2 separate regions of the Homo sapiens genome follow, and region 1 is linked to region 2. A link is a loop called in an ENCODE intact Hi-C map of the cell type or tissue named here. Cell type or tissue: tibial artery. All regions are shown on one strand. Each heading gives the region's core, and the rest is flanking DNA. Links, peaks and the distances in the headings are about the cores only.

Region 1 (15,447 bases), core at 3,321-11,320, 45 kb after region 2:
ATTAAAAACAAAAAGTAAAGTAACCAAGAAACACTCCAAATATATACAAATAACTCATAACTGAAAGTAGAAATCACGATGGAAATTTTAAGATATTTGTAATTAAAATAAAATAAATGCACAATATTCAAAATGTGTGGGATGTTGCTAAAGGGGTAGTTAGATGAATATTTATAGTTTTAATTGCCTATACTAGACAACAAGAACTTTTTAACAACAATAATTTAAATTTCTACCTCAGGAAGCTAGACAAAGAAGAGTAAATTAAACCCGAAGTACACAGAAAGAAGGAAATAATAAATATAAGAGCAATAATTAATAAAATAGAGAAAAGACCCAAAAATGGAGAAAAATCAACCAAAACAACTGTTGGTTCTTTGAAAAGAACAATAAAATTGATCAACCTCCAGTGAAATTGATGAATCATCTAGTTGTTATAAAAATTTCAGCAAAATAAGAGAACTTTCTCAATCTTAAGAAGTTATCTGTGAGATATCTACACCTAATATCGTATTTAATCATGCTATATTAAACACTTTCTTACTAATCTTAGGAAAAGGGTAAGGATATCTGCTCATTTAGTAAACGTTGTATCAACAAGAGAGCTATACCAATTTCACATATTTGAGCACTCAGTAATGCTAAGATATCCTTTTTCTCTAAATTGATCTACACATGTTGCACAATCCCAATTAGTATCTCAGCCAATTTTACTAGAATGTGGAAATGCAAAAGCCCTACCATAGCCACAATTTTGAAAAAAAAAAAAAAAATAAGAGTTGGAGAACTTATACTACATGATTGTAAGGCTTACTATAAAGCTTCAGTAGTCAAGACAGTGTGGTACTTACATAAAGTTTTGCAATTAGATCAATGGAACAAAATCAAGAGGCCAGAAATATATGAGAAATTGATTTGGACAAAATTGTCAAAGCAATTCAATAGGAAAAGAAAAAATCTCTCCAACAGTGAAGCAACGCTAAATATTCACCAGGGAAAACAAGAGCTGCAACTTCTATTCCATACCCAACAATTAATTCAAGATGAATCATAGACCTAGAAGTAAAAGCTAAAATTATAAAACTTCTAAAACAAAGCTTCTAAAAGAAAACACAAGAAAATCTCTGGAATCTTAGTAGAGGTAGATATAAACAGGCAATACATGCACTGAACAGAAGAAAAATGATAAATTGGACTTTGTCTTGGTAAAATTGATCATCAAAAGACCATTAAAAATGAAAAAGCAAGACACAAATTAGAAGAAAATATTTTCAATGCAGGTATCTCACAAATACCTGTATCCAGAATATATTGAGAACTCTTACAATTCAAGGGTCTGTTTTGTGAATAAATTCTTCACAAAATATATGAATGATTAACAAAGTGTACAAAAAGATGCTCAATGCCGGGCGTGGTGGCTCATGCCTATAATCTCAGAACTTTGGGAGGCCAAGGTGGGCAGATCATATGAGGTTAGGAGGTTGAGACTAGCCTGGCCAATATGGCAAAACCCCATCTCTACTAAAAGTACAAAAATTAGCTGCGCATGGTGGTGCATGCCTGTAATCCCAGCTACTCGGGGCGCTGAGGCATGAGAATCGCTTGAACCCGGGAGGTGGAGGTTGCAGTGAGCTGAGATTGCGCCACTGCACTCCAGCCTGGGTGACAGATTCAAACTGTTTCTCAAAAAAAAAAAAAAAATGCTCAGCATCATAAGTTATTGGAAAAAGTGCACATTAAAACTACAATAAGGACATCACACACAAATTTTAAAATATGAACAACAAATATCAAATGGTAAAGAGGTGAAACATCTGGAAATCATATTGCTGGTGGCAGTATAATAATAAAACTACTTTTGGAGAACTGTAATCTATTTCTTACAAAGTTCACATATGCTCTCCTATGACCTGGCATTTCCACTTTGAGGTATTTATCTGAGAGAAATGAAAATATATCCACAAGAAGACTTATACATGCATGTTAATTGTAAGTTTATTTATTATAGTCCTAAATTGAAACCAACCCAAATGTTCATCAACAGATGAACAAATAGACAAATTGTGATATATTCATATAATAGAATACTTCTCAGCAATAAAAAATCAAATTGCTGATACATGGAAAAACATGGATGCATTTTACAGACATGTTGAACTAAAGAAGCCAAACAGTGAAGTGTACATACTGTATGATTTCATTTTTAAGAATTTGTGTTAGTCCATTTTGCGTGACTATAAAGTAATACCTAAGGCTGGATAGTTTATAAAGAAAATAGTTTTATTTGGTTCATGGCTCTGCAGCCTGTACAAGAAGCATGGCACCAGCGTCTGCTTCTGGTTAGGGCATCAGGAAGCTTTCAATCATGTAGGAAGGCAAAATGGGAGCCGGCATATCACATGGTGAGAGAGGGAGCAAGAGAGAGGGGAGGAGGTGCCAGACTCTTTTAAAAGATCAGCTCCTGTGTGATCTAATAGAGCGAGAACTCACTACCATGTGAAGGGCTCCAAGCCATTCATGAGGAATCTGACCCCACGACCCAAACACCTCCCATGAGCTCAGCCCCACCTCCAAATTTGGGGATCACAATTCAATATGAGGTTTGGAGGAGACAAACATCCAAACTATGTCGGAAGTACTAGGACAGATGAAAGTCGTCTATAGTGATAGAAATTAGATTAATAGTGCTTGGGGCAGGGGATAGGGTGAGGAAGTAGTAATTAATTTGCCAAGGATAAAGGGGGGACTCTCTGGGTAATATAAACAGTCCCTGTGCTGATTGAGTTGGTGGCTACATGGTGTACACATATCTCAAATCTCATCAAACCTCATACTTAAAATATGAACAATTATTATATGTAAATTATTATACCTCAATGTAGTTTATTAACAATTAAAAAATAGAAATTAATCAAAGAATACACAGCACAGTAGCTGGCACACAGTGTTAATAAATTTTTAGTAATTGCATGATTGCCTTTGCTAAGTGTTGGCAAGGTACAAAAAAGGGAAAAAAAATTCAGTCTTCCCTGTTCTAGCACGTCTTTCTGGTTCTAAACATTTTGGGCACAAAATGTTGTCACATGTTCTACATCGCATTATTCTCACAGTGTAAAAGTTATACAGACTAAAAGAGAAGAGTCAGGATCATTTTCAGAACAACTCTGACCCAAATTTCTTTGAGAAATACTACCAAATGCATTAATAATAATGTTTTATTTACCTCTGTGTCTCTGGCACAGATCAGAGAGTCCCACACATAATGAGACTGATCAATTTTGGTGAATGATGAATGAATGAATGACAATTCATAGAGCTAATATTAACTTTGGATCTAACGAGGCAAAGCCATGGCTGTTAGGCTGAGTTCCCAAACTCTGTTAGGCCATGTGTCTAAGCCTTTAACCAATTTGGCTCTACTCCTCATTCATCTTGTCTATGGCAACATGTAAGCATGGACAACAGAACTTACTTTTCCTTTGGTGGATTTTCATGGCCTATTTATTATGGTTCCTATAGAGTATTAATATATCACATTTTGTCCTTGTGCCCAGCTTGCTCTGAATAAATAATCTTTCAGAGTTAGAATAGGCCTCAGGGACTAATCCAACTGCCTCATTTTCAGATTTAAAATATCTTGGCCCCAAAAGTGATTTGCTTAGGATTATGCAGAATGTTGATGGAAAATCCAATTCTGTTCAACTCTTAGTTTGGTATGTTTAGTAGCCTAAACATCTCACTAAGAAAATTAAAAAACAAAACAAAACACTTTTATTATCATTTAGAAAGAAAAAGGAAGGAGACAGAGAAAGAAAAGGAGGGAGGAAGGAAAGAAAACAGGAGGGAAGGAAGGGGAAAGTGAGAACGCAAGCTCATCCTTCCTAGGCTTGCCAAAACTCTATCACAAAGAAAGAATCAAAGACCCATGAAATGAAAATGTGGTGGTCACACCAGATTCTCGTTTTCACGTATTTTGCTTGCTTCCAGCTGCTTTTCTTTCAGGCTAGTCCAAATTCTTTTCAGGCCTGTGTGTCTATGCTAATTAATGGTTAACTTTAACTTTCTATTAAAACTCTGCAGGGCTGGCCGCCAAAAGTCGAATGTTAAAATATTTAAAAGCCCTGTCTTTATAGCAGCATGATTTATAGTCATTTGGGTATATGCCCAGTAATGGGATGGCTGGGTCAAATGGTATTTCTAGTTCTAGATCCCTGAGGAATCGCCACACTGACTTCCACAGTGGTTGAACTAGTTTACAGTCCCACCAACAGTGTAAACATACGTATGTTTATTGCGGCATTATTCACAATAGCAAAGACTTGGAACCAACCCAAATGTCCAACAATGATAGACTGGATTAAGAAAATGTGGCACATATACACCATGGAATACTATGCAGCCATAAAAAATGATGAGTTCGTGTCCTTTGTAGGGACATGGATGAAATTGGAAATCATCATTCTCAGTAAACTATCGCAAGAACAAAAAACCAAACACCGCATATTCTCACTCATAGGTGGGAATTGAACAATGAGATCACATGGACACAGGAAGGGGAATATCACACTCTGGGGACTGTGGTGGGGTGGGGGGAGGGGGGAGGGATAGCATTAGGAGATATACCTAATGCTAGATGACGAGTTAGTGGGTGCAGCGCACCAGCATGGCACATATATATATATGTAACTAACCTGCACAATGTGCACATGTACCCTAAAACTTAAAGTATAATAAAAAAAATAGGAAAAAAAAAAAAAAGAAAATATTTAAAAGCCCTTAAGCCCGGGGCACAAGCTGATCAGCAGCAGGAGGCAGAAAGACAATTTCTCCCTGGTCCTGGATGGCTAAATTAAGGACGCTGAGTGCGCTGTGCTCCTTTGGAAACTTTTCTTCTGACTTGTTTCCATTTTCAAAGCCCGTACATCAGAGAATCAGGGCCCACTGGTCTGGCCGGTGTGATTTTGGATCATCCAGCTCCTTATCATATGTACTCACAGTGCCTTGAGAATGACATAATAGTATCCAAATGAGGCCAAGCTTCGTTAGATTAAGTGAAAGTCTTGGGGTAAAAGAGATTTAATGTCACCCTTTGCACACAGCTAAATTACAATTGAAAGGCCAACTAAATAGGCCCAAATGTGGCTACTTTGTAACCAGTGGTGGATATTACTAAATGACAATGGATTGAGTTTGATTAATTAACTAGGAATATCATTTGTCTTCTTGCTGGCCTGGCTGGTAAGTTACAAATCAGAGGGAATTTGGGCTGAGAGAGAGACAGAAAATGATTCAGCAAAGACAGTTTGATGCCTTTGTTCTCATACAATCACATGTTTTGAAAATTGTGTTGGGGACTAAGGGAGATATTTCAATAATATGAAAATGTTGATTGGTGTGAATCATCGTTCTCTGCACATCATTAAAAGCCAGTGGGTGGAAATATACAATGTGTCTCTTGCCAGAGGCAAAAGACTTAGAAGAGATAACAGTATGTTCCACTCGTTCTAAAAAAAGAAAGGTAAAAAAGCATTATAGGGATCCTTAAGGAGTATGGACCATGTTCTCAAAAAGGGGTTCCATAAGAATTTTAATCTCACCTTTGACAATACCTCTGTATCCATGTTCTGAGCACATTTATAAATATCTATTGAAAAAAAGCTAGCTTATTTTATTTTTCATAAAGTAAAATAAATGTATTCCCAGAATAGAGAGATGCAGTTTTCTTAGAGAACACATTCACTCAATAAATGCAAGCTACAACAACTTCCAAGACACATTTCAGAGAAAAAGTATGATTTTTTTTTCTTTTTTTTTTTTTTTTTTTTTTGAGATGGAGTCTGGCTCTGTCGGCCAGGCTGGAGTGCAGTGGTGCCATCTCGGCTCACTGCAAGCTCCGCCTCCCGGGTTCACGCCATTCTCCTGCCTCAGCCTCCCGAGTAGCTGGGACCACAGGCGCCCGCCACCGTGCCCAGCTAATTTTTTGTATTTTCGGTAGAGACGGTGTTTCACCGTGTTAGCCAGGATGGTCTCGATCTCCTGACCTCGAGATCCACCCGCCTTGGCCTCCCAAAGTGCTGGGATTACAGGCGTGAGCCACGGCACCCGGCCAAGTATGATCTTTAAAGCATTGTAAATGTCAGTCTTTCTGCAATAGCTTTTTCCTATGCCTACCATGTACTCCATGATCTGTTATGGGCACTCCTTTAGGTGCTTTACTAATGGTAAGTCATTTAATTTTCATAACCATCCTATGAAGAGAAAATTGCTATTATTCCCATATCACATTGTAAAGTGAGCCTCATTGTGGATCATGAACTTGGTCAAGTTGCACAACTAGGGAGGGTTGGAATAAGCATCCAGACCCATGCTCACTGGCTCCAGGTTCCATATTCTTTTTTTTTTTTTTTTGAGATGGAGTCTTGCTCTGTCTCCCAGGTTGGAGTGCAGTGGTGCCAACTCGGCTCACTGCAAGCTCCGCCTCCCGGGTTCACGCCATTCTCCTGCCTCAGCCTCCCGAGTAGCTGGGACCACAGGCGCCTGCCACCGCTCCCGGCTAATTTTTTGTATTTTCAGTAGGGAAGGGTTTCACCGTGTTAGCCAGGATGGTCTTGATCTCCTGACCTCGTGATCTACCTGCCTCAGCCTCCCAAAGTGCTGGGATTACAGGCGTGAGCCACTGCGCCCAGCCCAGTTTCCATATTCTTAAGCAAAATACTGTCCTATGCCACTTTAGGAAGTAGGTTGGAAAGAATGAAACTCCTTGCATTGACAAGTTTTGAATCTAGGATTCCAGGGAAGTCCAGCTATCTTTAGAATCACTCACACAGATTTTGATGACTAAATGCTTGAACTTGCATCTACCCATTTGAAAACCAGAATAATAACACCTATGTATAATATTACTGAAAAATTAAATAACTTTGCATGCATGTAAAGTGTCTGGAACTTAGTTTACCAAATTGTTGTTAGCTGTATTCCCTGATTGATGTTAGGGGTACAAAGTTGAGTACAGCATAAGCCCAAAGGCCTTGGTTTCCAAGAGTGGTTCTCAGACCAGCATCACCAACATCACCAGCATCACCAGCATCATCACCAGGGGGCTTGTTAGAAATGTACAATCTCAGGCACTAACCCAGGCCTCTGAAGTAAAAACCTGCCTTTTAACACCATTTCCAGAGATTTGTGAACACATTAATGTTTTAGAAGTACCACATGACACGCACACAGTTTTCACTACCTGACATTTTGCTTCCCCTTTCTCTGTAACCTACATGTACAATGACCTCCCAAACAGAATTCTCTGGGAAAGTCCTAATTTCAAATACTTCTTCCTGTTATCAGATATGAGTGGATTAGACCACATGTTCTGGTATTGGGTTTGGAAAAAATGATCTGTGTATATGTTTTGTGTTTCAACATTTTTCTATTTTTCTATGCTACAAAAATGCCTTTAATCTTAACTCCTAGTTCCAGCATCTGCTCCATCTGTCTTGGTTCTGCCTGTCCACATTCCTAAGGGGTTGTTCTTGGGGCAGGCTATGGGCTGCTGTGCCAGATTTCATGGTGCGGTTACACAATGCAGCGTTCTTTGGAGCACTGCATCTCCTCCTCCCAGAACCCCTCAAAGGGGCAGAGAAAGCTAGAATCAACTATGCACAGTTTTAAAAGCTAAAATTTAGTCAGAAGACTGAAATACCTATTTGTACTAAAAAAAAAACAAAGAAAGAAAGAAAGAAAAGAAAACCCAGACCAAAAAAAAAAACAAAAACACAACAAAACAGTTGACAAGGGGGTTAAGAGGCAAAAAAGGAGCCATAGAAATAGATACGAAACGTAGGAAGGGATCTTAAGATAATCACAGAGGAGACTTCAGTAAAGACAGTTTCTTAGGAAACGAAAACAAATGCTGTTTCCTGGTAGACGATGGTGTGAATGTGAACGTCAAAACAACCCACAAGATACTTCTTAAAGGTAAAATTGCTCCATGGATGGAATTGCATTTGGTTTAACTTAATAACAAAGGATATCTGAAAGCTACTATTGATAATAAATTGCAACAAATGGCAGGTCCACAGACAAATGCACCATGCCCTACAGTCGAGGATGCCATATATCCCCCTGTGCCTTTAAAGTACATTCCGGCAGGGCACAGTGTCTTACGCCTACAATGCCAGCTCTTTGGAAGGCCAAGGCAGGCAGATCACTTGAGGTAAAGAGTTTGAGACCATACCTGGCCAACAGGGTGAAACCCCGTCTCTACTAAAAATACAAAAACTAGCTGGGTGTGGTGATGAGTGCCTGTAATCCCAGCTACTTGGGAGGCTGAGGCAAGAGAATTGCTTGAACCCGGGCAGCAGAGGTTTCAGTGAGCTGAGATTGTGCCACTGCACTCCAGCCTGGACAACAAGAGCAAAACTCCATCTCAAAAAAAAAAAAAAAAAAAAAAGTACATTCCTATCTATGCCGTATTTCCCCTGTCCTTGAACCTTTACAATACAACTAAACTTGGCAGTTTGATGTTCAAAGAGCACTGTTTTGGGAGTCAGGAGAACCTGATTCATTCATGAGTTGCCTTCACCTGCCATTTCACCTCTCTGTGTCTCAGTGTTCTCATCTCTTAAATGTGACAGTTTGACAGTCAGTATCCAAGATTCCTCTTATTCTAAGGTTCTTGGCTTTAAAGATTTCACAGCCATCTTCATGACAGGGTGCCTCAGGCCTTAAAGCCAGGATTGCTTCTTGTTCAGAAGCCACATATGTTGCCCTTGTCAACTCATCTTCTGCTCAGAGTATTTGGCACACAGAGCATCACCACCACAGTTCTTTGTTTATAGCTTGATAAAAGGCTCTAGCTCCTGTAGCAGGGAAGTGAGGGAAGCTAATGAAGCAAGGTCTTTAGAGAAAGAGGAGAAGTGGCATTTAGGGAGGGGAATGAGAAGAGAGGAAAGAGGAAAAACAGTGGAAGAAATAGTAGTCAGGACACTCTAGAAAAGTCTGCCACTGCTCAAGGAACCTGATTACCATCGGGTGGGAAGGTAGAGAAGGAGGGAGGGAGCACGAGAGGAAGAAAGAAAAAAGGAAGAAAGGAAGGCATCAAAGTGACAAAGAGAAGAGGGAGGAAAGGCAGGTCCAGGGGCATGGCAAGGTAGATGCCAAGTAAGAGAAATAGCCATTTAATTTCTCCCACCCTCATTTTCACCTCAGCTGCAAACACAGACCCAAAACCTAAAAAGACAAAGGCTATTAGAAGACTGCAACCCAGGCAATGATGTTGTTCAATGCAGACCAGATTGACTGCTCACATCTGATGTCCTATTTAGTGAGATGGCCCAATTTTGCTTTTGAAGAGAATGCCACCTTCCCTTCTCCTTCCCAAGAGAATTTGCTGTTTTCATTTGTTATCTTGAATAGTCCTTCCTGCCACAAAAGGTGGAGTTCACATTTATTTTTAAAAAGTGCTTATTTCATGTGGTTTGACATAAGAGCAGTATTTTAGCTAGGAGTCCAGAGCCTCAATCGATTTCAAGGAGACCTGGAGCTATTGACAGAGTGCTTCCTGCCGCGCTTTCTAGAAGTAAGAAATTCAACTGAAAACAAGATATGCCAGCATCCATCAAAGGAGCAGGTGGCAAAAAAACTGAAATATTATGGGGAAGCCAAGATCTGAGTTCTAGCCCATGCTTGAAATAAAGTCATTGTTTGACCTTGAGAAGGCTGAACTCTCTGAGCATTAGTTTTCATATAAAGAGATGGAAAAATATCAGTACTTATTTTCTCAAGGATGTTGCAAGCTTCCATCAATCTTCTTAGAAATGCACATTGTTTTAGTACCTATGACTTTCTCTTTCCTGATAGTCCCCATCAAATAAGAAATACTTTTCTCTCACTTTGGAAAGGTTTGAAAATTGCTTTACCTGGATATCTTATTTTCAATTCAATTTGAAGAAAGTCAAATACATTTCAGTAACATAAGGAAAGATCCTACTGCATAGCAATTGGAAAAAAAAACCTTAAAACGATACTTGGTCTTCAAGAGAGAGACAAATCAGAATTGATTCAAAGGTTATATTGTGTAATCTTAGAGAGAGAAAATTGGCTTATTCCTTTTATATTTCACTGTAACTAGAATTTGCCTAATAGAATATCCAACTTGAATAGCTATTTTGTACATATGCTGGTGTTCTAAACTATTTAAGCTCAGTTTATTTTCTTTAAATCCTTATTTATATAACTTTACTTAGTAGATCCTTCTCTTCATTTCAGAGTGAAAGTGGCAGAAGAATATCACGCAGTAGTTTGGGCAATGTGGAGTCTTAATTCATCAGATCTCTCACCAAACCTTGTAATTAAAATGACAAGAGATCTTAGGGAATATCTTTTTCTGAAACTTTCATTTTGCAAATAGCATAAGGCCAAGTTAATTTCTTTCAGTTATATGAACAGTTAGTAGTAGGATTGGAATTTGAACTCACTTTTCATTAGACTACTCTGCCTTTCTCATCAAAAGATTTTCATTATTGCTAGTGAGCAAAATTGATATTTCCATTGATTGCTTCGAGGTGGGCCAGGATTACAACGGCCATACTAAATTATTGGCATCAACCAAGACAAAGCTGTAGGTTACATTGCACTGGCCAAGGATAAAACTGAAGAAAAGTTGCCTGACAATGAAAAGAGGGGTTTAGTAGGCGAAGGCTTCACTGGCTCTTTTTCTCATTGCTTGCTGTGGCTTTGCCCCCCACACTTACTAACAACGTGGACACTTTCACCAGAGGACTTCTGATTGTCCTTCCTTTAATGGAGGCAGTTACTTTTCTGGCTAGCTACTTTCAACTTCTCCCTGATCTCCCAGGATTTTCAGCAAATCCAAAAGTTTGTTGAAGCTACACTTCTCCGGGTCATCTTCTTGGGAGAGATTCCATTTAGGATGACTTTAGGCAGGCTCTATTCTAAAGGTCTCTATCTGGTGGGAAGGAATCATGTGATCCAGTAGTACAGCTCACTCCCATTGCAGCCTTCTTTCTCTCTTTGCTCTGTCATCTCCAACTGACCTCTCGCGTTTAGATTTCTCCCACCTAGGTTGGAAATGTTACTACCTGTGTCTCTCGAACTCAATGTCAAACTCTCTGAGCTATTGTCTTGAAGCTCTCTCTCAGTTGGCTTAATGTGAAGGGGATACATATCCACCTCCCTGGGGTGATGTTGCACAGCACACCAAAAGCCCTCTCTACAAAGTCTTCCTGGCAATCCACTGCCACCTCTTTTCCTTGACTTATCTAAACTTCAGTTTTCTCATTTATAAAATGGAAATAATCATATCATCAAACTTTCAGAATCATTGTGAGGATTACATAAGATTAATAATATGACAGTGCTTTGAAAATTATAGTGTGCCAGATACACTTCAATTATTACTACAGCATTATTTCTCATTGCAGACTCATCTAAAAATTCAGCTAATTTAAAATCAAAGATAGACTCAAATTTGCCCCGAGCCTCTCTCCATCCCTCCACCATTTCCTTCATTCTTAATTTTTCTGTAGAACCCAATCCTCTCAAACGCACTAGTCATTTAATGTATAGTTGTACACAAATCATTTGTCATTTGCAAATTCCTGCATAAATCTCTGATTTCAGGCTTTCCCAACCAAGCCAACAAAATTAGCATACTTACCTGGCACAGTCAAGCTCAGCCTAGGACTAATGATTTTTCCCTTCTTTCTATGAGGTTGATGTGCTTTGAAAATAGAAAACATATTAACATGATTTCAGTTTTTACAGATGGTATTTTTTTCACTTTTTCAAAATAATTTTGGTTTTGGAGATGAAAACCAATATAGCATTTCCCAGCATGGCACAATTAAGAAGAAATCTGCTACGATTCACGTGCCTTCTCACATGAGGGAATAAGAGGATCAGCCATATTGAAGAGAAACACCAATCACAATATAATAATTTGATTATAAGGAAAATATAAATATATATGTATATATACGTGTATGTGTATGTATATGTATATATACATACACATATATACACACATATATACATATATAAACATATATATATATGTTTATAAGGAAAATATGAATATATATGTATATATAGCCCTAAACTAAGCATGTTTGGCCATATAGAACTTGAAAATATAGATTGAGAGTCTTTAGTCTCCATTCTCCATCCTATCCACTGAATGCTGAAGAATGGCTTGTACAAAGTAGCTTCTATTTGAAACTATGGAACCAAACTGATTATTACTCCCCAGTCAGTGGCAAGATTCATCCTTTCATTCAGCTTTTGGAATTGGTTAAGAGCATAGTCTCTGACGACAAACTGCCTGAGTCCAATCCTGGTATAAAACCTGTGGTACTTCAGGCAAATTCCTTAACTTTTCTGTGTCTCAGTTTTCTCGTCTATAAAATGGGACAAGTAATAGGATTGCTGTGACAACTAAACTGCATTAATGCCTATAAAACACCAATAAAAATGCTTCATACACTGTAAGTGCTCATAAAGTGTTACTTAGAATATTGAACACTTATGTGCTCAGTGCTGGGTTTGACCTAATAGAATGATGGAAGATAAAACAAAACAACAGGCTCAGCTCTCCTGGTATTTACAGGGTGGTGGGGACACAAACATTAACTTAAGATTCGCATATTAATGTAAAATGTTTAATAACACATGCTAAAAAGAGAGATATAATGAGATACAAAAGAGAGATAATCAGGGCAGGGAGGGGTGAGGAAATGTTAGTGACTTAGCTGAGACCTAAAAGATAAATAGGAGTAGTCAGAGAGACAGAACATTCTAGACAGAGGGAACAGCATGGGAAGAAGTTCACTTGTAATAATGTGAGAATGCAATAGTCCAGGTGAACCATAAAGAACTAAGGTGATGGAAGGGGAGAAGGAGGTAAGTCAGTGATGGGTCAGATATAGAGGTAAAATCTATAGGACTTGGATTGGATAAGATGCACAAGGGAAAAGGAGGTATCAGGACTTTTTCTAAGATCCTGAAATATATACCAAGTTGAATGGTGATACCATTCACAAGAAAGTAAAAGTGATGCCAATGATTGTTATACTATTATTCTTTCTTCAAAGTGTATGCTGAGACTATACCTCATCCATTAAATGGCCTTTACTTACAGTGGAGGGGAGAAGGTAATTAACTTTATTTGAACTTCCTTACTTACAGCCTAGGGACCTTGTTTTACTTTTGTATCACACAGGAATGCTACAACTCTGAATAACAGAGAACTTGACAAACAGTGACGTTATTAGATAAGGAACAATTCATTTCACATAAGAAGTCTTGAGACAGCTAGTCTGGGTTGGCTCTAGCTGCTCAAGAAGGCCATCTAGAAAACAGTCTCCTTCTAATATCCTTCCATGCCATCTTTAGTTTGTTGTTTTATACTTACGGTTACAAAATAGCTGCAGCATCCCTAGGCAGCATATACTTTTCCCAAGCAGGAAGAAAAAAGTAGAACCAAAATCCTTTGTTTGTCATTTTAATTGAGAAGAGAAGCCCTTCCCAAGAGACTTCCATGTATAACTCACTAATAAGTGAGAAGTGGCTGGAGAGAAGAGGATTGGGAAGGGCATCGTATGTGCCAACCAATGGTTTTTACCACAGCTATTTTTAATTAACTTAATCTTTAAAATTATTCTACTATATACTTGGAAGCTGACACTTAAAGATTTTAAGTAAAGCTTGAACTTAACAGCAAATTAAGTTATAGAACCTGGGTTCAAACTTAGCATTCCTCAACCGTAAGGCTCAAACACTTCCAATCACTTTACACTATATTTTCTTGTACCTTAAAAAATTCTAGTCCAAGTTAGCGAAAAAAAAAAAGCAGAAACAGAAATTATTTTATCTCATAGTATATGGAGACTATTTAAAGGTATAATCATGAGAAAATGTGACTTCTGTCACAGTCTAAGTACCCACATATAATAGCATCCTGAAAACGCAGCCCTCAATGAGTTTAACGAGGTAACTTTAAAGGTTTCTGTTTTGGCAGTTTTATTCCACAGTAAAATATTATACCAAAGAGACATTGTTAACCAACCAAGACAGTAAGAAGAGTTTAAAAAATAGCAGCTGTTTTTAGGATTGCTGAACAACTCCTTGAAGAACATAAATTATCTTCCCAATTAAAAAAAAATATGGGGAAATGGGGGATTTAACGGAAAAAGTAAACTAGTAAGCAAGAGGAAAAGTACATATTTACTCCACATGTTATGTGTTGTATCAGGACATGCTTTTCTTCTCAGCTATATAGAAACTGGGACTTGCATTTCACTACCTTATGTAAAACCTGAAAAGTGAAAATCACATGTTTAAGTTAATGTGTGGTTTGAATGTATATTTTGAAAGCTAAAGTTATCTTCTACATTCCCTACCTGACTTTATTTGTGATTTAAATCAGGAAGAATATCCTTCTCATTTATTTCAACTGCCAAGTGCTGCTACTTTTAGTAGAAGAAAAGAAAATATATCATCAGAACTAGTCCAATTTTCTTTGATTGTAGTTTTGTAAATGAAGGCATCACCAAGTAGTGGACAGGGTAGGAAGGGAGATTTGCCATTTGCTGTCCAAAATCAGTTTGATTCAGTTGGGATGGAATATTTCCTTCTATACAGCAGATCTGTGGAAGGCTAGAGCTCAATCGACATAGAAGACTGACCATGTCTTCACTCCATGAAGAAAAAGCTTTTGTAAGTGAAAATGGAAACTTCTAATATGTGGCTGAAGATGCCAATAGGCACAATTTAGTTGTGGAAGATTTTTCAAAAATAATTCTGTGAGTAAACCTTTTTCCTCAAGTTCCTTTGGCTTACAGTGCCATAAATGAGGAAAGTGAGAAAGAAGCTGACATACTTTTGAGTTCCTCCCGTGTTCCAATTACTGCAGCTCTGGTTTATTCCCATTTTGCAGATGAAAAAATTGCATCTTAAAGAGGTTATGTGACTTGTTCAAAGTTATATTACTCATCAGCAGAAGTGCTGATGTCAGGTGCTGATGATCAGGTGTCAGTGACTCTCTCAACATTCTGGCCTCTCAGTTCCTTGACCTCTTTGTATTCAATGACCTCCTTAATTTCATTTCAGCCAATTACTCTCATTGTCATAGATCGTGACCTGGATCCGTGATTGCTCAGAAGGTTCTTCACCTACGAAATTATAAATGGTAAAAATCAGTTAGTTTCCTCTCTGACATCAGCAACCTCTCCATTCAGTGTTCTCATTCAACTACTCCAAATATCTTGCTTCTTCTCAGAATCTCCAATACATAGATATTTGCTCTCCCTCCATATACTTGCCCCGTTCTGTTTTCACTTTCTTCCCTCTGTGGTTTAAAATGCAAGATTCTTATATCAATTATGGTGTTGGATGCATTTAATTTATATTTCTAGATTCATTATCTATGCTTTT
Region 2 (15,447 bases), core at 4,424-12,423:
TATAGACCTTAGCAACAAATTCCAGAAATGTGAGCAGTATACATTGGAAAACTCCATTGCCAGAAATCCAGCAAGTATCCAAAGAATAGCCTAAGAATACCCTTTATTGCCACAAAAGGACACAGGGTGCTCCCCATTCATACATCTTTAGAAGAGTGGGAAGGAAGACTGAACATTTATCTGAAAGGCTGATATGGTTTGGCTGTGTCCCCACCCAAAATTTCATCTTGAATTATAGCTCCCATAGTCCCCATGTGTCATGGGAGGGACCTGGTGGGAGGTAATGAATCATGGGGCCTGTCTTTCTTGTGCTGTTCTCGTGATAGTGATTAAGTCTCACGAGATCTGATGGGTTTATAAAGGGGAGTTCCCCTGCACATGCTCTCTTGCCTGGCACCATGTAAGATGTTACTTTGCTTCTCCTCTGCCTTCCGCTATGATTGTGAGGCCTCCCCAGCTATGGTGAACTGTGAGTCTGTTAAACCTCTTCCCTTTATAAGTTACCCAGTTTCAGGTATGTCTTTATTAGCAGCATGAGAACAGACTAATACAAAGGCATTGTTCAAACCAGAAGAAACTGAGGTTTTGTTAAGAGTAAATTTTTTCTTCCCTAACTCAGAGAAAGCTATAAAGATTTTGAATGTCCTCATCACAAAGAAATGATAAATGTTTAAGGTGATGCATATGCTAATTTCCTTGATTTTATCATTACGCAATTTACACATGTATTAAAATATGTTGTGTCCTGTAAATATGCACAATTATGTGTCAGTTGTAAAAAGAATAAAAGTAAAATAAAAGATGACTCTCAGAATGTTACCTCAAAATCAAAACCAAACCAAACCAAAGCAACAGCTATATTTTCTTTGTGCAGCTCCTGTGTCAAACAGCCTGAAACAGATAAGGTACAAATGTGACAAAATTTGATTTGTCTCCAACAATTACCCTCAACCACACTCAGATGAAACAGCCTTCTAGGTAGAACTGATAGCTTTCTTGTCACTTTCAATTAATAAAAAGTCTAATCCAAATAACTTCATTGTCTTGGAGGTGCCAAAGATTTCTTAAAGGAGACATGAAACATATAACCATAAAAATATTAATAAATTAGACTCTATTAAAATTAAGAACTTCTGTTCATCAAAAGACATCATTAAAAGGGAATAAAAAAGTAACTTACCAAGTAAGAGAAGATATTCACTTATGAATATTGAGATTCATATGGATTCATATCCAGAATATATAAGGAAGCCCTATATGTGAGTAAGACAACTCAAAAAAACGGATGAAAGATTAAACAAATATTTCAAAAAAGTAAGTATTGAGATGGCCAATAAACATATACAAAGTTGTTTAACTTCATTAGTCATCAGAAAAATACAAACTAAAACTATGAGATATTATTACCCAACCATTAGAATAGCTCAAATGAAACAGAAACTACCAAGTATAAAATTAAGATGTGAAACAATAGGCCTTCCACACAGTTCCTTAAAAAACTATTTGATAACTGATATAGTTTGGATGCTTGTCCCCTTGAAATCTCATGTTGGGTGTGATTCTCAGTGTCGAAAGTGGGGCTTGTTGGGAGATATTTCAGTCATGGGAGTAGATCCTTCATGAATGGCTTGGTGACTTTCTTGCAGTAATCAGTGAGTTAATGTAAAGTTTAGTTGTTTAAAAGAGTGTGGCACCTCTCCCTGTGCTCTTGCTCCCCCTGTCACTATGTGATGTTCTGGCTCCCCTTGGCCTTCATCTGTGATTATAAACTACCTGAGGTCCTCAATAGGAATAGATGCTGGCACTATGCTTCTTATACAGCCTGCAGAAACTCGAGCCAAAATAAACCTCTTTTCTTTGTAAATTACCCAGTTTCCGGTATTCTTCTATAGCAACACAAATGGACTAACACAGTAACATATGTCCAAACTGAAGATATGACCCAAAATTCCACTCCTGGGTACATATCAACCAGAAAAGTAAGCATATTTTCCACAAAGTACACATAGTAGAATATTCACTGTAAGTACTATTTTTGATACCTCTAAACTAGAAGCTATTTTATGTCCATAAACAATAGAATAGATAAATTGCAGTGTAGTTATATAGTAGAATATTTTACAAAGGTGCAAATACATGATCTACCAATACAAGTAAAAACACAAAAATGATTCTCAGCAACATAATGTTGAACGAAAGGAGTCAGACCCAAAATATACTATGTGATTTCATTTGTATAAAGTACAAAAACAGGTGAAACTAATGTATGTTGTTTAAATTCATGATATTGATTACTCTAGAGGGAGCAGGCTTTGAGAGTGGAAAGGAATAAGGGAGTATCTGGGGATTGGTAATATTTTGCTTCTTATCTGGATGTTGGTCACATTGGTGTGTTCAGTTTGTGAAAATTTAGCAATCTATACACCTCAGTGTACTTTTTAAAGTAGGTGTATTATATTTCAGTAAAAAGTTTTCAAAAGTCTGGTTCAGACCAATTTTAAATTGTAATCTCATACTTCCTTATCCCTTCACCAACACAGCTTTGTCTTACTTGAGGCTAAAAGTTCTGAGTAGGGATAGAATTTGGATGACTTTCTAAAGGCACCTGTACCACCCTTTCTAGTATTAACTTCTCTGGGGAGTTGGAGAGATGGAAAATGAGATAGAAGTAAAGAGAGCACCACTTTATTTTCCTTAACTGCCCATGTGATTGCACTATTGTTGATGGCCATTGCTCTTCTGGTCAGTTTGACCTTTTCTGTTACCCTTGGTGCAGCAGGGGAAGTGCTGGTTCTCAGAGGCATGCACATGAGTCAATTTGGAGGCACCGAGCCATGAGGTTTTCCTATTGCACAAGTTCCCTGGCACAGAAGACCTAGCTTTGCCTCTTTCATCATCACCCCCAACTGTTATCCCCAGAGTCACACTCCACAGCCTCTTGCCTCACCTCCCAGGGTTTCTGGCTTGCAGAAAGACACTTCGTGCCTAATTGTCTTCTGCAGTTGTATTAGTCTGTTCTCACACTGCTAATACAGACATACCCAAGACTGACTAATTTATAAAGGAAAGAGGTTTAATTGACTCACAGTTCCACATGGCCGGGGAGGCCTCACAATCATGGTGGAAGGCGAATGAGGAGCAAAGGCACATCTTACATGACAGCAGGCAAGAAGGCTTGTGCAGGGGAACCTCCATTTATAAAACCATCAGATCTCATGAGACTTATTCCCTACCACGAGAACAGTAGGGGGGAGACTGCTCCCATGATTCGATTATCTTCACCTGGCCCTGCCCTTGTTATGTGGGGATTATTACAATTCAAGGTGAGGTTTGGGTCGGGACACAGCCAAACCATATTAGCAGTTCTGGTTAATCCACAGAAAAGGTTCAGGCTGCTCCCTTTCTCCAGCTTGCCATTGATCTCTAATTTTCTTATCCTCTGGTAGGACAGACAATGGGTCTGAGTAGCCTAAGCTTATGTCCAATTTGAAACTGATGCTACCCCTTCTATAGGCACTGCAAATATTGATGAATGGATAAAGAATGGCACTCCAGATACTTATGAATGGATATTTATGAATGGATACTTATGAATGGAGAGCTGTTTCTTCCAGCTTTTCTGTGGTAGAGAGAATAATTCTTTCCTTCCTCCTTACAAAGACATCCATATCCTAATCTACAGAACCTTTGAATATGTTATATCACGTGGTAAGTAGGAATTAAGGTTGCTACTCAGCTGACCTTAAAATAAGGAGAGTATCCTGGATTATCTGGCAGACCTAGTGTAATCACAAAGGTCCTTAAATGTGGAAGAGGGAGGCAGGGTAACTAGTGTCAGAGCAGTGGAATGTGAGAAAGACTTGACTGGCTGTTGCAGGTTCTGAAGGTGAAGAAAGGGCCCATGGACCAGGGAATGTGGGCAGCTTGTAGAAGCTGGAAAAGGCAAGTAAATAGATATTCCCCTAGAGCCTCCAGAATGCAATGCAGCTCTGCCAACACCTTGATTTCAACCCAGTGGACCCATCTTAGACTTCTGACCTCCAGAACTGTAAGGTAATACATTTGCATTGTTTTAAGCCACTAATTTTGTGGTTGGTTGTTACAGCAGGAATGGTAAACTAATACACTCTCTTTTAGTTTGCAGGGAGAATGGATATAATCCCCTCCCAAAAGCTATGCAATTTCCTATAGGTGGGGTAAAGGCCCAGGATTCCATATGCTTTTCTCTTCTTTATCCTCTGGCCTCAAGTTCTCTCATGTTTATCTCCTAGAGAGGTGTATTAGTCTGGTCCCACATTGCTATGAAGAAATACCTGAGATTGGGTAATTTATAAAGAAAAGAGGTTTAACTGGCTCATGGTGATATAGGCTGTACAGGAAGCATGGTGCTGGCATCTGCTCAGCTTCTGAGGAGGCCTCATGAAACTTACCATCACAACAGAAGGTGAAGGAGAAGCCAGCACTTCACATGGCTGGAGCAGAAGGAAGAGAGAGAGGGTGGGGGAGGTGCTGCACATTTTTAGACAACCAGCTCTTGTGAGAACTGACTCACTATACAGTACCAAGGAGGGACGGTGCCAAACCATTCATGAGAACTCTAACCCCATGATCCAGTCACCTCCCACCAGGACCACCTCCAACACTGGAGATTACAATTACACATGAAATCTGGTAAGGAAACAGATCCGAACCATATAATTCTATCTCTGCCCCCCAACTCTAAAATCTCATGTCCCTCTCATTGTGAAATACAATTATGCCTTCCCAACAGTCCCCCAAAGTCTTAACTCATTCCATCATTAACATAAAAATCCAAACTCAAAAGTCTCATCTGAGACAAGGCAAGTCTGTTCCACCTATGAGCCTGTAAAACCAAAAACAAGTTAGTTACTCCCAAGACATAATGGGAGTACAGGCATTAAGAAATAATCCCATTCCAAAAGGGAGAAATTCACCAAAAGAAAGTGGCTACAGGCCCCATGCAAGCCTGAAACCCAGCAGGGCCATTATTATATCTCAAAGCTCCACAATAGTCTCCCTTGACTCCATATCTCACATACAGGGCACACTGGTGTAAGGGGTGGGCTCCCAAGGTCTTGGGCATCTCTGTCCATGAGGCTTTGCAGGATTCAGCTCCTGTGGTTAATCGCAAGGGCTGGTGTTGAGTGCCTGAGGCTTGTCCAGGTGCAGGGGGCAAGCTGTCAGTAGATTGTGACAGACCCCGTTGTGGGGTCTGGAGGATGGTGGCCCTCTTTTCACAGCTCCAAATGGCAGTGCCCCATTGGAGACTCTGTATGGGGGCTCCAACCCCTCATTTCCCCTCTGTGCTGCCCTAGTAGAGGTCCTCCATAAGGGCTTCGGCCTGGACATCCAAGCTTTTTCATACATCTTCAGAAATCTAGGCTTCCAAGCCTCAGCTATGACACTCTGCATGCCCAAAGGCTTACTACCACGTGGAAGCTGCCAAGGCCTATGGCTTTCACCCTCTGAAGCAGTGGCACGAGCTGTACCTGGGCCCCTTTTAACTCCAGCTGGAGCTGAAGTAGCTGGGATGCAGGGAGCAGTGTCCCAAAGCTGTGCAGGGCAGTAGGGCCCTGGGCCTGGCCCACTAAACCAAACTTTCCTCCTAGGTTTCTTAGCCTGTGGTGGGAGGGGCTGCCTAGAAGGTCTCTGAAATGTCTTCAAGGCCTTCTCCCCATTGTCTATTAGCACTTGGCTCCTCTTTTACTTATGAAAATTTCTGCAGCCTGCTTGAACTGCTCCCTTGAAAATGGCATTTTCTTTGCTATCACATGGCCAGGCTGCAAATTTTCCAATCTTTTATGCTCTTCTTTTCTTTTAAATATAAGTTCCAGTTTCAGGTCATTTCTTTGTTCACACATATAAGCATAGGTTGTTAGAAGTAGCCAGGCTATCCTGAATGTTTTGTTGCTTAAAATTTCTTCTGCCAAAAACCCTTAATCATTACTCTCAAGTTTAAAGTTCTACAGATCCCTAGAGCAGGGGCATAATGCAACTCTTACGTGCATCCATGTGAAGAGACCACCAAACAGGCTTTGTGTGAGCAATAAAGCTTTTTAATCACCTGAGTGCAGGTGGACTGAGTCTGAAAAAGGAGTCAGCAAAGGGAGGTGGGGTGGGCCAGTTTTATAGGATTTGGGTAGGTAGTGGAAAATTACAGTTAAAGGTGGTTTTCTCTTGCGGGCAGGGGCGGGGGTCACAAGGTGCTTGGTGGGGAGCTCCTGAGACTCATTGTCCAGGAGAAGGAATGTCACAAGGTCCATTGATCAGTTAGGGTGGGGCAGGAACAAATCACAATGGTGGAATGTCATCAGTTAAGGCAGGAACTGGCTGTTTCACTTCTTTTGTGGTTCTTCAGTTGTTTCAGGCCATCTGGATGTATACGTGCAGGTCACAGGGGTTATGATGGCTTAGCTTGGGCTCAGAGGCCTGACAGCAACTAGACTCTTTGCTAAAGCATAGCAAAAGTGACCTTTACTCCAGTTCCCAATAAGTTCCTCATTTCCATCTGAGACCTCCTCAGCCTCAACTTCACTCTCCATATCACTATCAACATTTTAGTTACAACCATTCAACAAGTCTTTTGGAAGTTCTAAACTTTTCCTCAACTTCCTGTCTTCTTCTGAGCCCTCCAAACCGTTCCAACCTCTGCCTGCCCATTATCCAGTTTCAAAGCTGCTTCCACATTTTCAGGTATCATTATAATAATGCCCCACTCCTCAGTACCAATTTTCCATATTAGTTTGTTCTTGCATTGCTATACATAAATACCTGAGACTGGATAATTTATTTAAAAAAGAGCTTTAATTGGCTCACAGTTCCACCGAATGTACAGGAAGCATGATGCTGGCATCTGCTTGGCTACCGAGGAGGCTTCGGGAAACTTGCAATCATGGCAGAAGGCAAAGAGGGAGCCAGCGCTTCACATGGCTGGAAAGGAGGAAGAGAGAGATGGTGGAAGGAGGTGTCACACACTTTTAAACAACCAGATCTGGTGAGAACTCACTCACTATACATTACCAAGGAGGCATGGTACTAAACCATTCATGAGAAGTCCACCCCCATGATCTAATCACCTCCCACTAGGCCCCACCTCAAAGACTGGGGATTACAGGTCAACATGAGATTTGGTAGGGACATAGATCCAAACCATATCAAGAGATTGGAGAGGAAGAAGATAGGTATTGGACATAGTGGCTGGGGGTAGCAGTATCTGTTTACATCTTTATAAGCTCTGGAGAGGTTGTCTCATCTTCATTTTTTGCAGCTCTTTTTAGGATGCAGTTACTTTCAGTATTTCAAGCCTCACTTTGGCTCTCTATGTCCAATTCCAAGGCAACAGAATAAGTCCAACAACAAGCTGTCACTTGGCATAACTGAGTAGCGACATGCACGTTAAAATTTTTCACTATATACCACATATGTAATCTCTATGGCTTGGGGCACTGATTCAAATCAGTTTTTTCCTGCTATTAATAATTTATTATTATTTTTTAGTGATAAATATGTATATATAGTTTAAAAGTCTAATACTAGTATGAGATTAATAAGAAAGCAGTGTCTTGCCTATATCTCAAGAAGAATCAGCCAATATCCAGTCCAGGGCTTGAGAGCTGGGTGGGGCAGGAAGCTGACTGCCTGGCTCTTTGGTATCCAGATTTCCACTCATTACCCTTGTTTTCAGCCCTATGATACACTGCTCCCTCAGCTTGCCTCTCCAGGAAAGTTACCTTACTCAGTGTCTGGGGGTGCAAATTTAGGGGTGTGAGTGCTCAATCAACTAGGTCTTGTGTTCCCAGCTCCACATCCTAGGCTTATTCAGAAGATTCTAACCCCTCTTATCACTGTGCCTTTGAGGGTCTATGGCATGAATCAGCTTGCTTGTTATTGTCATTTCCTCCACCCCCAACAGACAGTTTGGTTTCAACATTTCTGCTCTGTAAATGAGTTATGACTCATCCATCTATTTTCCAACTTCCAAAATTCTGTTGACAATCTGGCCTTCCCTCTTCTCTTCTCCTGCACTCTTGTCTTTGTAGACAGGCATAAAATTATTACCTTATGTCCTTTAACTGGTATTGAAAGAGGTGCTGGGGTGGAGCAAAGAATAAGCACATATGATCTGTCTGCCGTATTCGTCCACAAATCTCTTTCGTTTGTTTCTTAAAATCCTTAAATTGTGTATGAATATTACCTGCAGGAAATAATGCATGCATAACAATTCTACTTCTTTAGATTAAAAACAAGCTATTCCTCTCCTTTTGAACCACTTAAAAATTGCCTATAATCTAATGTGATTCAATAAATCTATAAAGCTTGTGTGCTCCCAGTAGCAATTGAGATAAAGCAGCAAGTGTGGCTGCCATTGGGGTCAGTTGGCAGCACCTGGTTGCCATGGTCACGGGCTCTTTAAAAATGGAGCAAATACTTAATGAAACACTATATCCTTCTCCTCAGCACTAGTCATTTATAGTATTCAAATATTTACAGGTATAGCAGACTCACTGAGTTTCAAAAATATAAAAATGGTCCTGCTTCCTAAAAAGCATATATTTGCTACTAGCAGTAAAAAGGACTTAAATAAATCAAATTCTTGCTTTTGACAAGCAGATGCTAAAAGAAAACTAAAATATCATCTTCTAGGACTTGATTTTAGTTTACCTTCAGAGATCATTCACTTCCCTACCAAAAGATTGACTTCATTTTTTAAAATTAGTTATGGATTACATCCATTTGGTGAATAAGGGTCCTACGATCTTTCTCTCTGCTTATTTACACTTAATATTAGTGACTATTAACATTAAATATAGATGTATTTTATGTCACCACAGATGGAGATTTCCATTTGAGATATCTTAGACTTTCAAATGACTTAGCAAACATCAAGCAGCCAATCGTTTTTCTCCAAAGATCCTTCTGCTGTGCTTTGACTCAGAGAGCCTAGAAAATTCTGAAGTGATGCTTCATTAGAAAAGTGTGGTAAATTCCAGAGGCGTACATGAGGAAAATGTAATTCTCTAGGTAGATTTATTTTTCTCTTTTCATTGGGGAAAGTTGTGAGGAGGTAATAAATTGGAGAACAAATTTGTGGTTGATTGAAGTTTCTCTGCTGCTTTCTGAGACAACTAGAATAGCTCAATGTAAACACACATTCCAACATTTATCCCAGGCAAAAATTATATATTTTAATACTGAAATTAGGAGAACAGTCGTTACTTTGTAGTCTATTGGTCTCTAGATGACAGGAAAAGATGAGCTCCCTCTGGTGGTGAATTTAACAATAATAATAAACAAATGTTATTGTTTAATAACTAAAAGACCTGATTGAATTTAAAGGATCATTCGGTTGTCAGCAAGAGGCATCCTCCAAATTACCATTTTAGATTCTTTCCCAGGCTCTGGTTGAGGGAAATAGGTCAACACAGAATATTTATCCTTTTATTTGGCTAGAGTCATCTGGGATTTGAAGTAAAAAGGTGACTCAAAAATCCAGGGGTAAATGTTTTGTCATCTAGTGCCTCTCTCTCATTCACTCACTCTCTCATTGAGTGTCCCATATGGGGAAATACAGGAATCTTGTGGGCTGAAGCTGCAATGCTGAGAAACTGACCTATTCTCCACCATCATTGTAGTTTATGGTGAATTGGCATATCCTTCTTGTCTTTGTGGTAGTTGGAGGAGGGATTCGTTGGTATTAACTTTTCTTCCGTTATGTGCAGCAAGCAGGATTTTACCCTGTTCTCTTGACTTTGTATAAAGGCGTAAAATTGTATACATTATATAGTTTTGCTGTTATAGAAGGAGGTTCTGGAATGGAGTAGAGAAAAACAAATGTGATCAGTCTGCTTTGTATACCATCTCTCCGCATTTTAATTAAAAAAGTATTTTTATACAGAATTGCAAAGAGGCTTAGATGTGATACATACTTTATATTTGGCTTTAAAAAATATGAAATTGGAACATCGAATAGAGGCTACCTTATAAAGTAATTATCTATAGTAAGTCCTTCCTCTGGGCAGCAGCTTTCCTTTTTAGTTCTAAATTTAAAGCCTTGAATGCAGGTTTTATCACTCAGTTTTCACATATATAAAATAACTAGAATGAAGACTATGAATTCACAATTACTCAAGAATCTATTCTTCTTTACAGCTTCTTGGGTTAAATTTTTTAATTTATTCATTAATGTAGTTATTAAAATAAAAGTTTTTAGGCTATCATTGAAAGGAAAGAGTAAAAATTTTAAGGCACCAATATTTTTGTGAAAATTAAATTTCAATGAGGAGTATATATTACTTTGCAGCATGATTGTGCATACATGAAGCATTCAATAAATGATCTTCATTTTTTAAAAATTCTAACAGCAAAAACATTCTGGCTACCACGATGTTTCTTTCTCAAAATAATATTCTTGAAGTTACAGTTTGATCCTGTCAAAATAAGACAAACAAATAAAAAACACCTGTCTTTCATATTATTATGACTTGAAGACTTAAAGTCGATTCCATCAAACTAAGACAGACATATAAGGAATCATATTCTGTCAGAATTATGGGAAAAAGATAAAGTCCTTTTGATGAGAATTGAAATGTGGTTTTCCTTTTTTTTCCTGTCAGAGTAAGGAAAAGACTGAGAGGCATATAATTTGAAATTTCTATATATCATACCATATATATCAGAAAGGTAAACCATCAGGGCTTGAAGCTGAATGCAGTGGTTGCAAGAGCTGGCTGTGCATCAGAATAACCTGGGGAGCTCATTAAAATCACAGAATCCTAAAGCTGCCTCCAGAGGGTCTAACGCAGCAGGTCTAGGGTGAGGCCAAGGTATCGATACTTTTGACAAGTGTCCTCCCATGACTCAAGCAGGGGCCCACCAGCAATATCCCAGAACCATTCCTCTCCACGGCTACCCCTTCTTGACTCTGAAATTCACATCCAAATAACAATAACTGTACTGCTATTGCCACTTTGTAAGAGGACCCTTCCTTGGCCATCCTACATGAGGAGCACTGCCCCATTACTCTCCATTGCCTAATCTTGTGTATCAGTCAGGATAGGCTTGGCTATGCTCCAAATTTTTATTGGCTTTAAATAATGAAAGTTATTTTTTTACTCACATTAATTTTCCAAGTATGGCAACACTTTAGCTAAGGCACCTTCCATGTGGTGGCTCAGCACTTCAGTTTTCTTCATCTCATGACACCTTCAAGTCAACATATGCTTTCCTGATTGCCACATCAAAGGAAGAAAGAGCTGGAGAGCTGAACACCAGCCATCCAATACTTTAGCTTGGCAGTTGCATTGCCGTTCTACTCACATGTTACTGGCTAGAACTAGTCAAATAGTGATGAATGACCAAGAGGGTGGAGAAGTACAACCCACATATACTCAGAAGTACAGGAAATCCAGATGTTTATTAGCAATGTTTATCCCACGATGTTTTATTTTTGTCTATCACACTCACCTATTTCTCATATCTTCTCCATCAATTTGTTCTTTCGATTTGTTTATTCTTGTCTGTCTTCTCACTAAATTGAAAAGTTTTTGAGATCAGAATCTTTATCACCAATGACTGTTACTCTGCCTGGGTTACAGTGAGCACATGAAGAAATGGATGAATACATGCAGAAGGAGGGTTACCGAATAGAATTCAGTCAGTCATTTAAATTAGGATAATAAGGGGGAAAACATCCCAGATACAATAACTGTTTGTTTCTTTAGCCTGTTTATTTCTTTAATTAGTTGATTAAACATTCATTGAGTACCTACATTCTTCAAGGCACACAAAACTGATTGTACCAATATAATCATAATCACACCTCAGATTTACAGTATCTTCTGGAAAAGAGGATTATAAAACACTAGAATCTTGTCATCTAATGATAAACTAGCAGTGATTACCTGTCTTACAAAAGCTTCATTATTTTCTAGACAATCCACACTAGGATTCCTCTCAACAGCAATCTCCCCAGAACTTATGATATGATTCAATTACATACAAGCTCTTAGGAATATATCTACAAGTCAACCACGGTTTAAGTAATGCTTTTGTTCTAAAGAGGTTCTCAGTGGGAGTAAGGAAATCCAGTCAGAGAGCTTTGGGAGCCATATTGGTTCTTCAGTGTATTTTCTCTCATTTCTAAATTCCCTCTAGTGTCCAAAAATAATACAGCCCATTGATATTGGTAGTGAATACCACGCCATCAATTTGAAAGTAGCAAATGAAACATTTTAAATATTCTTTTGAAAAACACAAGATAAATCTTTTAATTGAAAACTGTGTTAAAATGATATTCCTAATTTTTTTTCAAACACAAAAAGTATCTGAAAGGAAATAAACACAAATGGCTCATTAGCTCACTGTAACCACCTTTGCTATTAAAAATAATTGCATACAATGTATGCACATGGTCAGAAATTCAAACAGTATGGGAAGGCACGAAACAAAGATAGAAAGCCTCCTTTCTCTCCACCTTCAGTCTTACTCCTCTAAAGTAATTCCCATTAAAATGTCTAATGATTAATTTCAGGAAAAGTAGACAATCATATGTATCTTTAAGCATGTATAAATCTATATATTATGTTGCCTTTTTATAAATTATATAAAAGGTATCAAATTATATAAGGAATTTTGCACCTTAATCTTTCTGCTTGGTCTTAAGTATATTTCCACATCACTACCTACAAATATACCTGTTTTTTCACAGTTCCATATTATTCCTCCATTTGGTTACACTCTAGTTTCCTAGTCTCATGTTGATAAACATTCTACTACTAGAAATAATCCTGTATTGAACATGCCTGTAAATATGTTTTGTGAATGAAGTTTTTGGGTATACCTAAAGATAAATGGAAATTTCTGAGTCAAAGAGTACAATATCCACAGTGGGTTTTTTTTTTGGTTTGTTTTTTGTTTTGTTTTGTTTTGTTTTTAGAAACAGGGTCTTATTCGGTCATCCAGGCCAGAGTGCAGTGCAAGATCATAGTTCACTGCAGCCTTGATCTCCTGGGCTCAAACAATCCTTCCCCATCAGCCTTCTGGAGTAGCTAGGACTACCCAACAAAATTTTAATTTTTTTGTAGAGACAGGGCCTCACTATGTTGCCCCAGGCTGGTCTTGACTCCTGGCCTCAAGCAATCCTCTCATCTTGGCCTCCCAAAGTTCAGGGAGGCCAAAAGTGAGCCACACCACATCTGGCTAAGATTCATAATTATCAAAATATTACTAAATTCTCCTCTAAAGAAGCTATACCAATTATTTTTGGAGGTGTTAGCTTTTTATTGCCTATTTCGCTATCTTAAACATGAAATTAATGGTAGTGGAGAAATAAAGAAATATTTAGTTAATTTGGAATCCCAAGTCCAGAAATTTTTGTTTGTAATAGGTTTTCCTGAAGTTTTAATAAATGAAGTCTCAATTTAGAGCTTTTGTTTAGAATGTAAGTAAAGTAGCCTATATAATTCTGGGTGGATCCTTGGTACAATAAGGTATATGATTGTCTTTTATTCAAAGGTACAGACTTTTCAAACATAAAAGGATGTTTTAAACTTTTCAATAAATCAAAGTTCTTGACATTAATTTAATTGAAGATATGTTTAGTGATAAAAAACACAATTCCAAGTATGGTAAATTTTTTTTTTTTGCGTTTTTACATGAGATATCAAAATATTCCTATTTAAACTCAAAATCTATTCACTGGGACTTTTTACCTACTTAATGTTACATATACTTTGGAAAATCTTGTTTAGCAGAAAAACATAATTCACTTAAATTTTCACCAAATCAACTTTTATAAGGCATACCAATTTAAGTGCATATATATTTAATACTTCTCTGAAAAAAGAAAGCTTATATTACTATTGTGTGCATATGCTTGTTTATATTTACCATTGTGTGCATTTATTTTACTTTTGTTAAAGTCAAACACTAATACAAACTGCCTAGTCACTATATTAACTAAAGCAAGTATGAAGATTTACAAGTGAAATGAAACAAAGGTTTATTTCAAGCAGCTGTATGTAATTTTTATTCACAAATATCAGCAGTAATCCACCTAATAATATTATCCTCTACATACATTAGGATTCAGTGCCTGAGCAGAATAATGTCTATTGCTAGGACTTTATCCAGATAATATCTATGCACTCATGCTCACATATAACAGTCAATCAAAATTTTCTAGTCCAGACAATATGAACCAGCCTTATTTACCAGCTACCTGAAAAACTTACTTTTATGGGCTGCATGTCTGAAACTCAAATATTAAAAAGAAATAAAAATAAAAAATAGATTGTATATGACATCCATACACAGATCTATATACCCACAAATAGTTTATCAGCTGTACTAATCTGTTAGGGCTTCCATAACAAAATACCATACGCTGGGTGGCTTGAACAATAGACATTTATTTTTCTGTCAGTACTGGAGGCTGGAAGTCCAAGATCAAGGTGTTGGCAGGGTTGGTTTCTTCTGAGGTCTCCCTCCTTGGCTTGCAGACGGCCGCCTTCTTGCTGTGTCTTCACATGGCCTTTTCATGGTGAGTGGGCCTCCCTAGTCTCTCTCTCTGTATGTCTTAATCTCCTCTTCTTATAAGGACACTCATCAGATTAGATTAGGGCCCACTCAAATGAACTCATTTAATCATCTCTTTAAAGGCCATATCTCTAAGTACAGTCATATTTTAAAGTACTGGGGGCTAGGACTTCAATATATGAATTTGAGGGGAAGCACAATATCAATTTACCTCAAAGCCCATAACACCAATCTACCTCAAAAATAATCTACGGTATTACAAATAATATGAAGAAAGGAATTTGCCTACACCAGAAGTTTAGGTAATGTTAATGAACAAGAATGATCTGGTGAATAGATAGGATAAATTAGGAATTATTCACACTTGTTCTATAGTGTATAGAAGAGTATAGTATAGTATAGTATAGTATAGTATAGTATAGTATAGTATAGTACAATACAGTATAATATACCTTCAACAGTGGCTGAAAGCCCAGGTTCTGGAGCTATTAGTTATGACTGTGAATTACACAATTTACTAATTATGATCTTAGGCAAAATACTAAAGGAAACTTTTTTTTCCTGTTTCCTACCCTTGAAAATGGGAATAAAAATCATGCCTCCCTCATGTGGATTGTGCTGGATTGAGTCCATATATGTAAAATCCTTAAAACAGTATCTGGCATGTGGTATGGGCTATAAGTCTTTGCTAATTTTGTTGTTGCTGTTAAGAATTAATTAACCTGCATTCGATACCTGGAGAATTTCTGTAGATTAGAGCGGATCAAGCAGAAAAAGATGAGCAGGAATGGTATAAAAGAGACCAAGGTGGTATATATAAGACAATTTTTGCTTTTGTCAGGAACATGGTGATATTTTAGGGGTGCAAGAGTGAAATCTTGAAACTTGGAG

The links. Peaks named below come from ENCODE experiments on the same cell type or tissue, not always from the same donor. Only the 100,000 strongest peaks of a DNase experiment are listed, where the experiment ranks them.
Region 1: it touches region 2 in a loop (2.8-fold over the local background); 3 of 110 quality-filtered maps call a loop at or near these places.

What each region holds. Positions count from the first base shown.
Region 1 is chr2:223,406,924-223,422,370 of GRCh38, reverse strand. No RefSeq gene overlaps it. Among named protein-coding and RNA genes, the nearest start is that of SCG2, 190 kb to the left of the region's middle. In tibial artery, for the core only: no CTCF peak of the experiment used is centred there; a DNase peak (open chromatin) is centred at 7,542; H3K27ac peaks cover 4,664 bases.
Region 2 is chr2:223,453,374-223,468,820 of GRCh38, reverse strand. No RefSeq gene overlaps it. Among named protein-coding and RNA genes, the nearest start is that of SCG2, 140 kb to the left of the region's middle. In tibial artery, for the core only: a CTCF peak has its summit at 9,282 (motif pointing left); no DNase peak of the experiment used is centred there.